2 separate regions of the Homo sapiens genome follow, and region 1 is linked to region 2. The links are chromatin loops, found by intact Hi-C in ENCODE. Cell type or tissue: psoas muscle. All regions are shown on one strand. Links, peaks and the distances in the headings refer to the core of each region. The heading gives the core; the rest is flanking DNA. Region 1 overlaps TMEM260 (transmembrane protein 260). Region 2 overlaps EXOC5 (exocyst complex component 5).

Region 1 (7,237 bases), core at 2,871-5,370, 610 kb after region 2:
GATTCTAAAAGTATCTCTTGGGTTCTTAAGAGAAAAAGATACAAATTGTCTACACGCACCACCTAAACCCTTGTTTGCAATGGCCTGAAACCATTCATCGCCCATGCTTTAACTTTTAGGTTTAACGACCCTAAAAGTTAAAGAACTACTGCATTCAACCAAGCTGTCTCACTTTGAGTCTTGAAAACCAGAAGTTAACAATGAAATAAAGTGTTAGAATCTAAATATTCAGGTATCTCTGGCTTGACAGCTACTTTTCATAAAAATAACCATGTATTACCTGTAATTAGAATATATTTGGTAAACTACAAAAAGAGTTGCAGAAAGCCATTCCAGACACTGAAGCCCATTGCTATTCAGCACTCGGTTAGTCTCAGACACAACTGCAGCCAAACCAATGCCAGCGAGGACGGCCACTACTGCATTGCTCTGCATCCAGAATCGTTCCACCTGTGAAAGAGACATGCAACCAGTGGGTCCAGTTGACTATTTAATGCTATCAATCAGCTCCTCATATATTTTTTAAATATGCTGCATGCACCTAGTTGTGTGTGCCTGTTGTCATTCAGGTTTTGTTAACTGATTTCCCCAATCCAAGCCCAGGTCATTTTATTTTTCTATTTTCAAACATTCTTCCTTCCCAGTTTGACAGGTGCATCTCCCTTTTCAGATCCACACATTCATTTCAATACTGTGGCCTTAGTCTTGAACTCCAGTAATATACAGGCTGAAGGAGTTAGAGAAATGCTTTTGCTTTACTCCTGATGTTTCCTTCCACATGGAGAAGCTCCACTGTCCTGGCCTGTCTCTGACCCCTCACGTATTTCCTCCTATAGGATGTAGGGACTGATCTGACTGGGGAGTTTGGGAGCTGGGACTGGGCCTGCAGCGCCCTCCCTTTTCATCTCACTTTCTCCTGGAAGTGAGCTACCCACAGGAAGCACTTGTCCAGGGCTAGAGTCTATCTCTGTGGCACCAGTGGGGTGGGGGAGACAGGGAAGAGGCCTGACCTGCACAGCACTGCCTATGACTAGTGGGTAAATCTGTCTATTCTGGGATGCTGGAAGAGGAAGCCCCCTTGGCTACAGATATAAGCTGCATTTTCCAATCTCAGTATTATCAGTAATAAAAGTGATTCTCCCACCCGTTGTACTGTATTACCTTGTTTCTCAATTGATTCAGAACTCAGGTGATCAAGTAGGGTATTATTTATTAGGCTTCCTGAACACACACATACGCAGACTTTGTTTCAGCTGTCAAAAAAGTGCTATTGACATTTACAGAGAATCTATTGTAAGTAGAAGAAATACTCTAATCTCAGAGACTGCTGCCAAAGAAAACAGAAATACGGTTGCTCTTTTGCCTAGGCCTGGGACTGGGGAGGTAAGAAATAAGGAAATATGTTGTTAAGTGCCCTCAATTACAATTCATATTTCTTTTGCTGTTAAAAAAATTCCAGGAGAAATGCAGTTGTACCTATATTTGCAAGCACACACACATACAATGACTTAAATCTACTTTACATTTACTTTTCTATTTAACAACTGTGTTAAACACTGCATTCTTTTTATCCTAAAAAGAGGCCTTAGCTGTATTGACTCAATAATTCAACTTTGATTTATAAAAATGTATATAAAATTTTAACTATTCCTCAAGTAATTTGCCCTTCTACAAGATTTATGAAATGCAAATTTGCACATTCTTCACAAACTTTCTGGTCAAAGGATATATCTAAGTAAAACTTACCACACCCATGAAAAGTGGTTTTGAAATATCTAAATTTGCTCTCCAAGCAAAGAACAATGAATAAATGCAAAACATTCCAGTAAAAAGCCATACTAATGATGGATTCTGTCTGTCCCTACAAAAAATAATAAAAATATGTCTAAAATATTTAGATACATGAATGTCAAATATAATATCACAGGACTTTAAACTATTAGATCTATAAAAACTTTCCATTTTTAACTAGGAGCAAAGAGAGATTTCGGTTTTTAAAATCTGAGTTGAAACAAATAACCAAAATATAATAATAAATTTGAACTACAACTTGGGACTACGCAGTAAAGGATATAAAGCTAACATTCACAGAAGAAATGCAAACTACTGATTTTGTTAAATTTCAGAAGTGATCAAATACAGGCAAAATAGAAACATTTTCATGCTTGAAATAATAAAGATTTAAGAACGATAACTCTCAATGTTGGTGTGCAGTGGTATGACAATATATGTTAGTATAATCCTTCAGAAAATTTAATTTGATAATATCTATATCGGAAGCCTTAAAAATATTAATAATCATTGACTCAGTTATTTATCATGCAGGCATAAATCTTTAAGCAATAACCAGAAATGTAAATAAAGATTAATCCATAAAAATGCTTTGTTATTACTTATAATAGTGGAAAAAGTGGAAGCAATCTAAAGACCTCTCAATAGAAGAACAGTTAAATTAATTCTCCTGTGGTCATAGAATGTTCTATTATATAGACATTTAAATGATTTTAAGTATTTTTATAGTATGAGAAAATGTTCACAATGTTTGTGTCAAGTAAACAAAACTATAGATAAATGTACAAATATACATTTACATACAAATGCATTCAACAGACTAGATCATAAATGAATAAATTAATGGAGATTTACAGTGCTACATTTTTCAGGGTTTCTTTTGTCATCGGATCACTTTTATCATCAGAGGAATTTAAATTATTGCTTCTTTTTAAAATCAGCAATAATAATCGGTTATAGCAGAGTTAAGGGATCAAACCTGAAGTTTAGGACATCAAATGACTGTCTACTTAGATGTAATATAATGCTCAATTTCTTGAAATCATTGATTTATTTAGAATCAGAATAGAAGAAAGCAATACACGTTTATCTTAATAGACAGCTAGGAGAGTCATTTATTTGGAGTATAAAATAATACTGGCAATGTCCTACAGCGACATACTGAAAACATTAATTCAATTCATGAACATAGAAAAATAACAGAAAAAGGAATTGTATTACTTACTTTGTTGCTAAACATATATTTGCACAAACTGCAAGGGCTTGGATGTTGAATGAGAGTTCGGTCCTCATATTTGTTACTTGAGAACTGCAAAAAACAATCTAACTTATTGTTGGCAGGAAACAAATTTGATTGATTCCAAATAAAATAGTCCTTGTAAGATACCATTGATTATATACTGAACAATCACAAGGGCTGGGGTCAGATTTTAAAATTTTGTCTTTTAAAGTTGGAAGAAAAAGTGCAATAGAAAGACTTAAATAGTTCCAAGACGTTTTCCAATGGTAACATTTGGTTATCAACTTATATAATTTGGAATAGGATCAGAACAAATAATTCTTCTGTATTTTTTATATTGGTATACTGTATAGAATATCCCCGACTGGTTTGGTAGGAAGCTGTTTGAAATGAGTTTTTGAACTTTTTTCTCTTGGCAGTGTAGACATGGCCTCCAGTGATTTAGCAAATGATAACAAAATTAATTCAAATAGATTTCTGGAGATCTAATATGAAGAAAATAAAGGCCATGAGAGATAATTCCCAGCCATTCTTTTGTGGGTTATTTTTTTCCTTAATTGGTTTCCTTGTTTTCTATATTATTTGTTTTGGTTCAAAAAACATTTAAGCAATCTCAGAGAAATGTATTATGTTTTTTTCCTACAAATAAACTAAATTCTTCCATTAACTCATATGCATTTTCAGGTGTTAAAATTTGAGTTCTAAAATAGCTTCTGCTCTAGCTGTCTCCAATTGTTAAAAAAGAAATGACTCTATACATCATCTCAAAGAACTTTCTTCTCCCTACCGGCAATTTTACTGGAGAAAATGTGATACCATAATTATAGAAACCATACAATGTGTATTTTACTAATGAAGACTCATCTACTATGAGAAGATATCCTTACTCATTTTCAAATACACTTGAAAAAATTGATTCCAGCATGAGGCCCATTTCAAACCATTCTTCAAAAGGAATGAAGTCAGTCTCAAAATTATTCTTGGAGATCTATTGCTTAAGTGTAAGCGCTAAAAGATGGTCACTGCCTAAGGTTAGATTCAATAATTTCCTTGTACAGGATTGCAATTTAGAGATATGCATGGGGAAAAAATTTAATTTGCTTGACTGGAAAAGGGTAGATGATTAGCTTCTATCATTTTGAAGGATTTTCTCATAAGTTAATTATGAGTTGCCTTTTTCAATGTTCCTGCCCACCTGAAACTATTAAAGACTAGACATTCTCATTCAGGGAGTGCTAAGATTATGCCTTCATTCTACATGATGACTTGGTCCACACAGAACACAGAAGTGTGGGTGTGAGTGGTCATCACTTTTGTCAAGTCTTTTTTCTGGGTATACAGCCTGCTATTATTTTAATGTAAAGGAGGCCTTTAAGGGTCCCAATAGATGACTTTTATGTGCAACTAATAAAAGTTAGACATATGGTCTAGGATTACTCTCAAGAGTTCTTTGGAGTTCATGTAGGGTTTGCTAAGACAAAATATACCAGTTATCCTTAATGCTGTAACAATCTCTGGAAGGTAGATAGAAAAGAGCAGGCAGTGAGTCCTTCTGCATGGAGCAAAGCAGAATAAAATGAAAGCTCAGAGACATTGATATGACATTTGACTGTCTTTATCTTTATTTTTTTATTTTTTGAGACAGAGTCTCACTCTGTTGCCTAGGCTGGAGTGGCATGAAGGTGGCTCACTGCAGCCTCGACCTCCTGGGCTCAAGCGATCCTCTCACCTCAGCCTCCTGAGTAGCTGCAACTACAGGTGCATGCCACCATGCCTTTTTTTTTTTTTTTTTTAATGTTTTGTAGGCCGGTTGTGTTAGCTCACTCTGGTAATCCCAGCACTTTGGGAGGCCGAGGCAGGTGGATCACCTGAGGTCAAGAGTTTGAGACCAGCCTGGCCAACATGGTGAGACCCTGTCTCTACTAAAAATACAAAAATCAGCTGGGCGTGGTAGCACACACCTGTAATCCCAGCTACTCAGGAGGCTGAGGTGGAAGGATCACTTGAACCCGGGAGGCGGAGGCGGAGGTTGCAGTGAGCAGAGATCTCACCACTGCACTCCAGCCTGGGTGACAGGGCAAGACGCCATCTCAAAAAAAAAATTTTTTTTTTTTTTTGCAGAGACGGGTCTCACTATGTTGCCCAGGCTGGTCTCAAACTCCTGGGCTCAAGCGATCCTCCCACTTTGGCTTCCCAAAGTGCTGGGATTACAGGCATTAGCCACCGCACTCAGTGCCATTTTTATTTTTGAAAAGAAAACTGAGCTTCTTGTTACATTCCCCCAGCGAAAATGAGAAAGCCACAAAAGTCTCACACATAAAAAGAAATATTTACAATCAATGGTGAGAACCATCAAAAGGTTACGTGAAAGTAACTGATGGCAAGGAGGTATTTCCAAGATATAATGTAAAGTGAAAAACAGCAGGCTAATAAAACAGTATGTTTACTATGATCCTACTTTTAAAAAGAAATAAAAATCTTAAAAATATTAGAAAAATATAGTCATTAACAGATTAATAACAGTGGTTATCTCTGCATGTTGGATTTATAGGTAGTTTTAATTTTCTTATTTTTGCTTACCTGTATTTTCTAAGTTTTCTATAAAGCTTATGTACCTTTTTTGAAGTAGAAAAAAGAAGTTGTTTAAAAAGAAAGCAAGGAAGGATGGCTGGAAGAAAGCAAGCTATTAAGTAAATTACACCGAAACTGTGAGAACTCATAAACTGCCTCACATATAAAGTTGAAATATTCTCCTCATAGTTTTTTTTCAAACAGCCCCAAGAGTTCCAAATTAGTAATTAGTTAGGACATCACTTTAGTGTTGTAGAAACCTATTTTCTTCCAAAATTTTGTATCAAGTTGGTATGGATATCTTTCCACTTGTCTTAATCTGTAGGTTTTAAAGCAAATATTAACCCAGTTTTCAAAGAACACTATTAAATAATATACATGAAAATATATTTGCTTAAGCCAGCTCTAATAAGGTTGGATGTTAAAAATATGTAAGCCAAAGATAGAGCTTACGGCAAGGATAGCCTAAAGAAGTCATAGGAGACATTACATAAATTAAACTCTGAAATACTAAAATCCAAAATAACAAGAAAATAGTTGTTCAATTGAAGGTTGAAACATTTTAGTTCTATAAATGCTCTATATAGTATTCTAATATTCACCGTTGTGTTTATTGCTCATTTTAAGCTCTATCTTAGTGAAGGAGGTGCTAAAAATATTTGACAGTACAGTCGGCCCTCTGTATCCATGGGTTCTGCCTCCATGGATTCAATTAACCTTAAATCAAAAAAAAAAAAAAAAAGTTGGGGAAAAAACTGTCTGTACAAACATATACAGATGTTTTTTCTTGTCATAATTCCCTAGACAATACAGCATAACAACTATTTACATAGCATTTACATTATACTAGGTATAAATTATCTAGAGATGATTAAAAGTATACAAGAGGATGTAAATAGGTTATATACAAATATTATGCCATTTTATATCAGGACTTGAGCACCCATGGATTTTTATATCCTTAGGAGTTCCTGTAACCAATACCCCATGGATACTGAGGGACAACTGTAAACACAAACAACTGTTAACTGTAGAGGTAACAACTACTTCTCAGACATACTTTGTTACAAAGAGATGAACTCAGAAATCCCTAAAATCACTTAAAGGAACTAATAGAGAATTCATTTTAAAGTAGTTTCAAATATTTCATACTCACAGCAGTATTTCAGACATACTGGATCCTATTTCAGATTTGGCCTAAACACAAAAGACAAAAGTTTATCTGCACAAGCATTAAACTGACGCTTTATTAGGCTATTGTATTTTAATAATCTTAAAAGATTCGGGTTTTCTTAAAACAATTTTTTAATTTTAGGTTTCGGGGTACCTCTACAGGTTTGTTACACAGGTAAACTGCGTGTCAAGGGAGTTTGGTGTACAGACTATTTCATCACCCAGGTAATAAGCATAGTACCCAATAGGTAGTTTTTTTAATCCATTCCCTCCTCCTACCCTCTGCCCTTAAGTACATATGTGTCCATGTGTACTCAATGTTTAGCTCCCACTTATAAATGAGAACATGTGGTATTTGGTTTTCTGCTCCTGCATTAGTTCGCTTAGGACATTAACTCATTCTTTTTTATGGCTGTGTAGTATTCCATGGTGTATATGTATCACATTAAAAAAAATCCAGTC
Region 2 (7,237 bases), core at 2,812-5,311:
CTTTTCTCATGAAGAAATGGTGCATCAGGGAAAGAACAATGTTTTAAGAGCATCAACATCAAAGGGAAAGAGTGAAGATTTGGCTCCATTAAAACTTAGATTTTCCTCTCTAATAAACACAGTTTAGCAAAATAAACAGATAAGTCAGAGTGATAAAGTATTTGTAAATGATACTACTAGCAAAAGATTGTATGAAACAAATAATAGTAGCTAATAATTTTATAGTACATAATATGTTCCAGACACTCCTTTTTTTTTTTTTTTTTTATACTTTAAGTTCTGGGATACGTGTGCAGAGCATGCAGGTTTGTTACATAGGTATACACGTGCCATGGTGGTTTGCTGCACCCATCAACTCCTCATCTACATTAGGTATTTCTCCTAATGCTATTCCTCCCTTAGTCCCCCACCCCCCCAACAGGCCCCACTGTGTGATGTTCCCCTCCCTGTGTCCATGTGTTCTCATTGTTCAACTCCCACTTAATGAGTGAGAACATGTGGTGTTTGATTTTCTCTTCCTGTGCTAGTTTGCTGAGAATAATGGTTTCTAGCTTCATCTGTGTCCCTGCAAAGGACATGAACTCATCCTTTTTGATGGCTGCATAGTATTCCATGGCATATATGTGCCACATTTTCTTTATCCAGTCTATCATTGATGGGCATTTGGGTTGGTTCCAAGTCTTTGCTATCGTGAATAGTGCTGCAGTAAACATACGTGTGCATGTGTCTTAATAGTAGAATGATTTGTAATCCTTTGGGTATATACCCCAGTAATGAGATTGCTGGGTCAAATGGTAATTCTGGTTCTAGATCCTTGAGGAATCATCACACTGTCTTCCACAATGGTTGTACTAGTTTACACTCCCACCAGCAGTGTAGAAGCATTCCTATTTCTCCACATCCTCTCCAGCATTTGTTGTTTCCTGACTGTTTAATGATTGCCATTCTAACTGGCGTGAGATGGTATCTCATTGTGGTTTTGATTTGCATTTCTCTCATGACCAGTGATGATGAGCTTTTTTTCATGTTTGTTAACTGCATAAATGTCTTCTTTTGAGAAGTGCCACTCTTCTAAGCATTTTAAGTGTGTGTGTGTGTGTGTGTGTGTATGTATATATATCTTGTTTGTATGTAGTTTACATACGTGTGTGTGTGTGTGTGTGTGTGTGTGTGTATATATATATGTATGTAAACTTATTTCATCATATAACCACCCTGTGAGGTTGTTAGTTTGCAAATAAAGAACTGAGATACTTGGCTTTTAGGTAGTGGATTGAGAGTTGAGGCAGTCTTAATTATTTATGTTGATGTATATAATCTGTATTTATATTGAGACAGTAAATTATACATGTGAATATAAATCAATAGAAAACAAGTCAAAGAATACGCATACGCAGTTTACAAAAAGAAAATGTAAATCACTAGTACAATACTCAGTCTCACTAATAGGGAAATGCAACTTATTCATTAGGTTGGGATAAATTAAGAAGTCTGATGACCAAGTGTTGTTAAGGAAGTGGAGCAATAAGCAGTTGTCACACACCGCCAATGGGAGTGAAATTGGTACCGTTATTTTGAGGATTAATTTGGCAGTTTCTTAGAGAAACTCATAGGTTCATGTGATATGTATAACATCATAACAGCATTTTTTTCATGGTGAAAAATTAAAAGCAAACTCTCAGTGTCCATGAAAAAGAGAATTGTTAAACTGGTGTTTTTCATACAGTAGAAAACTATACAACAATTTAAATGAGTGAAGTAGAGTTACATGTGTCAACATGAATAAATCTGAAAAATACTTAGTATTGATATGACTGAATCATATGGTTTTTTTTTAGGAAGCTGCCAAACTAATAGTGTGTAGTGATATTTGATTATAGTTTTAGTTTTCATTTTCCTAATGCAGTGATGATTCATGTTGAGCATCTTTTCATGTGCTTATTTGCCGTCAATATATACTCTCTGGTGAAGTGTTTGTTCAGATCTTTTGTGCATTTTTAAATCAATCGTGTGTTTTATTTTTGGAGCACTCTATATTGTTACAATTTATCAGATATGATTTGCACATTTTTTTTCTGCCTGTGGCTTATCTTTTTATTCTCATCAGTATTTCTAAGGATAGCTGTTCTTAATTTTGATGACATCCAATTTAATAATACTTTTCTGTTCTGGATGGTGATTTTGGTGTCATATATAAGAAGTCTTTGCCTAACCAAAGGTTACAAAGTTTTCCTCCTATGTTTTCTTCTTTTATAGTTTGAGGCTTTATGTTAAGATGTATAATCAATTTTGAGTTAAGTTATACAGTATTGTGGATCAAAGTTCATAATTTTACAATTAGGCATCCAGTTGTTTCAGTTTCATTTATTGAAAAGACTATCCTTTCCGCACTGAATTACTGTAGAACCTTTGTCAAAAATCAATGGACCATTTATATGTGGGTCTGTTTCTGGACTCTTGTGTTCCATTGGTCTGTCTTTATGCCTGTACTGTACTGTCTTGATTGCTGTAACTTTATAATAAGTCTTGAATCGGGTAGTGTAAGTCCTAAGTCCTCTAACATTTTTATATAAATCATTTTGTATTATGTCTTATAATAGCTTGTCTGTTTCTGAAAAAGTCTGAGATTTTGATTGGAATTACATTGACTCTGTAGTTCTATTTGGGGAGAATTCACATATTTTGATGCCATTATAAGCATATGTAAATGGTCTTTTTAAGATTTATATTTAATTTCTAGTTTAACTTACTTAGTCTATAGAAATACAGTTGATTTCTATATATTGCTCTTATATCCTGTGAGAACGGAAAATAAATCTCTGGACCCCCAAATCACTAAGCCAAAGGGAAAACTCAAGTTGGGAAATGCATCAGGCAAACCTGCCTCCCATTTTATTCCTAAGTAAGATAGGAATTCCTTGTGGGCCTCAAGATCTTTCCCCTAAAACAGTTTTATTGAATTTCACCTTGGCAATGTAAATTGATAACTTATCTTCACAGTTGCAGGACAAAGGAGAGAACTCAAGTCATCCCTCAGCTCACCTGAGAGAAATGCGTATCTGATTGCTTCCTCTGTCCTATTGTTTATGTAAAAATGTAGATTCACCGAGCCAGATTAAGGCACAAGTGATTATTCCTCTACCCACCTCTGACATGCAAATTGTATATTCAGTGAAAGGGTGGTCAAAGACTCAAAAGAATACGACTGTTTGTCTCTTATCTGCCTGTAACCTGGAAGCACCTTCTCACCCCTTCAAGTTGTCCCGCCTTTCCGGACAGAACCACTGTACATAACACCTATTGATTGATGTCTCATGTCTCCCTAAAATGTGTAAAACCAAGCTGTGCCCCTACCAACTTAGGTGGGCATGTGTTGGCGGGACCTCCTGAGACTGTGTCATAGGAATGTCCTTAACCTTAGCAAAATAAACTTTCCAAATTGATTGAGACTTGTCTCAGATACTTTTGGGTTCAGACCTGCAACCTAACTAAACTCACTTATTAGTTCTATTTGCCTTTTTTTTTTTTTTGTAGATTCCACTGGCTTTTCTGTGTAGATTATCATATTATCAGCCCATAAATACAGTTTTACTTATTTTTTCCAATATAGATGTCTTTTATTTGTTATTTTGCCTTATTGTACTGGCCAGACTTCTAGTACAGTGCTGAATAGAAGTGATGAGAGTGAACACTTTGCATTATTTCTGATCTTAAGAATAAATTATTTAATCGTTCACCATTAAGTATGATACTAATTGGGTTTTTCATAGATGTTCTTTTTCAGATTGAGAAAATTATTTTATCCTACTTAGCTGAGTGGTTTTATGAGGATTAGATGTTAGATGTTATGCAAAACTTTGTTATTCTGTTAATATGGTAAATTATAGTGATTGATTTTCAAATGTTGGCCTTGCATTTCTTCTTTGATAAACTCCAGTTGGTCATCAATTGACCTTTGACCTTTTGTCATATTTATATATTGTTGGATTAAGTTTGCTAAACTTTTGTAAAGAATTTTAACATCTGTGTTCATGAGGGATATTGGCCTTTTTTTTTTGGAGACGGAGTCTCACTCTGACGCCCAGGCTGGAGTGCAGTGGCACGATCTCGGCTCACTGCAACCTCCTCCTCTTCAGTCCAAGCGATTCTCCTGCCTCAGCCTCCCAAGTAGCTGGGACTACAGGCGCCCACCACCATGCCCGGCTGAGTTTTGTATTTTTAGTAGAGACAGGGTTTCGCCATGTTGGCCAGGGTGGTCTTGAACCTCTGACCTCAGGTGATCCGCCCGCCTCGGCTTCCCAAAGTGCTGAGATTACAGGTGTGAGCCACCACGCCCAGCTTTTTTTCCTTTTTATGTCTTTGTCTGGTTTTAGTATCAGGGTAATGTTGGCCTCATAGGATGTGTTGGGAAATATTTCCACCACCCCTCTCAATTTTCTGGAAGAGTTTGAGTAGAATTGGTATTCTTTCTTTCTTTCTTTGGTAAAAGTCACAAGTGAAGTCATTTGGGCCTGAATTTTTTTGTGTGTGAGGATTTTAAACTACAAATTCAACTTCTTTAGTAGATACAGAACAATTCAGGTTATCCACTTCTTTTTAAGTCCACTTTGGTAGTTTGTATGTTTTAAGCATTTGTGTAGTTCACATAAGTTGTTGAATTTGTTGGAATAAAATTATATTCATGATATTTTCTTATCCTTTTAATAGCTGTAGAATGCGTACAGTGATGTCACCACTTTCCTAATATTAGTAATTTGTGTTATTTTTTTTTCTGATCAATCTGGCTAGAGATTTATTCATTTTACTGATTTATTTCCCCCCGAAGAACCAGCTTTTGGTTTCATTAATTTTTCCCTGTTGTTTTTCTGTTTTGTATTCATCAATTTCTACTCTTTATTACTTCTGTTATTCTGCTTACTTGGGTTTTATCCCCACCCCTCACCCCAAACCCCCTGTTTTTTTAGTTTTCTAAGGTGGAAGCTGAGGTCATTGATTTGAGAACTTTCTTCTTTCCTAATCTAATGCGGGTGTTTTGTCTTACAAATTTCCCTGTAAATACTACTTTAGCTGCATCCCCAGAATTTTTGTATGTTGTGTTTTATTTTTATTCAGTTCAAATCCTTTTAATGTTGCTTTTGATTTGTTCTGGCCCAAACGTGATTTAGAAATATGTTATTTAGTTTCCAAATATTTAGGAATTTATTAGATGTCTTTCTGTTACTGATTTTAAATTTGATTCCGTTGTGGTCAGAGAATTTACTTTGTATGATGTGAACCCATTTTAAATTTATTAAGACTTGTGGTTTTTTTAGCCCAGAATATGGTCCATCTTTTTTGTATGCACTTGAAAAAAATATATATCCTGATGTTGTTGGATGGAGTATTGTATAATGTCAGTTAGGCTTAGTTGATTATGTTGTTCAAGTCTTCTATATCCTTACCAATTTTCCATCTGCCTCTTCTGTCTATTATTCATGGATGTTTGGATGTAAATAGGAGGAATGTAAGAATAGCTTGTGAAGAAGGTAAGAGCATTTTTTGAGCATCAGTGATTAGAGGAGGAGGGTGAATATTGGAGTAGAGAGACTGATGAGGGAGGGGTAAAGGTTGGGTAGTATTAATAAGACCAGGAAGGAAGCTGAGTAATACCAAATCAGTATTTATAATCAGTGGGAATTCAAAGGGGGTTATAGAATTCCTATCAACTTCTAATTTAATACATCAGATAATAAGTATTAACCCCAAGAGGACACATGAATTAAGACTACAAATAGGTTTGACAGAAGCAGAAATCAATGTATAAATAATATAGAAAGCAATTATAAGAAGTCAGGAGTAATTTTTTGACTGTTAAAAAAGGATTTTATTTTCCCAGCATAACTAATAATTTTACTAAATAGCTAGTTTAACAGCAACAGCAGCGCCAAAATGAATATTGTAAGCTCACTATGTGCAAATACTGTGCTAAAAACACTTTATGCTTATTTTCGTATTTATTCTTACCTCAAGGCTAGAATGTAAGTACTGTTAATACTATTCCCATCTTACAAATGAAGAAATTGAGGCATGGTGGGGTTAAATAACATCTCAAAGGTTCACTTAATCAGGAAATGGTAAAACCATTATTTGAACCAGTTATATTTTATGGTGCATCTGTTATTAATTTCTCCATCTTTACTCCCCAGTAAAACAAAGAATTCTTTTTGTTCTGAGTTTTACTAGACTGTTCTTTGCTCAGTCAGTGGCTCTCAAACCTCTTTGGCCCACAGTAAGAAATGCATTTTACATGTTAGCCCTGTGTATGTATGTATGTGTGTGTGTATGTGTGTGTGTGTATACATATATATATATATATATGTGTGTGTGTGTGTATATATATATGTGTGTGTATATAATATATGGGGGTATATATATATATATATGGGGGTATACATTTTATGAAAGTATACTTGGATTTCACTAATGGATTGCAATCCAAGTTTGAAAAACATTACTCTAAGTCAGGAGAGTTGTAGATAAATATGGAGCATTGTAATTGTGTGTGTGTGTATTTGTGCATGCACACGCAGTATGGGGGGAGCTGTGAGTTATTTTCATACCTGAAACACTGACTACATCCTATAAAAAATTGATTGCTTAAAAAAAATTGGCATTTTCAAAAGGTAGACTTGAGGAGTGATATTGTTTGATTTTTGTTTTTAAGCTCTCTGATCCTTCTGACTTACCAAGGAATGCCTTCAGAATTTTTACCATTCTTGTGGAATTTTTATGTATTGAGCATATTGATTATGCTTTGGAAACAGGACTTGCTGGTAAGTATATTTGTGTTACACTTGTGTTAAATTCTTTTGATTCTGCTTGGTTAAACTATATGCATAATGTTGTTTTGCTTATAATCATCTCTGTGTCTCAAATTCAGTTCGGTGCAATGAAGTTTGAGCTTTTATAATGCAAGGATTTGCCAGGTGCTGAAAGCTATACTGAATGGTTCTCTCATATTGTTTACATATGGCATAATAGAATAATAAGCTACTTAAGTCACTACAATGTATGACACAATGTCTTACAATGCTGTAAGTTAGAAAATGTCGAGGAGCAAAATGAAGGCGAAAACAATTCTGATTGGGGAATTGAGTAATGTAAAATTTAGAAAGAGAAGTATTAAAAACTAAGTCTGGAAAAAAATAGATTCAAATTAAAATTCTTATTTTGCTTTTGGTCTTTTGGTCTTAGTAGT

The links. Hi-C counts contacts between places; a loop is a spot of excess contacts. Peaks named below come from ENCODE experiments on the same cell type or tissue, not always from the same donor. Only the 100,000 strongest peaks of a DNase experiment are listed, where the experiment ranks them.
Region 1: a loop joins it to region 2, with 2.8 times the contacts of the local background. A loop is called at or near these places in 2 of 110 quality-filtered maps.

Annotation. Positions count from the first base shown.
Region 1 is chr14:56,611,807-56,619,043 of GRCh38, reverse strand. It overlaps TMEM260 (transmembrane protein 260), which reads right to left. Exons shown (of 16, transcript NM_017799.4): 7 at 6,759-6,799; 8 at 3,017-3,100; 9 at 1,747-1,861; 10 at 281-450. Among named protein-coding and RNA genes, the nearest start is that of TMEM260, 36 kb to the right of the region's middle. In psoas muscle, for the core only: no CTCF peak of the experiment used is centred there; no DNase peak of the experiment used is centred there.
Region 2 is chr14:57,221,883-57,229,119 of GRCh38, reverse strand. It overlaps EXOC5 (exocyst complex component 5), which reads left to right. Exons shown (of 18, transcript NM_006544.4): 13 at 6,704-6,812. Among named protein-coding and RNA genes, the nearest start is that of EXOC5, 43 kb to the left of the region's middle. In psoas muscle, for the core only: no CTCF peak of the experiment used is centred there; no DNase peak of the experiment used is centred there.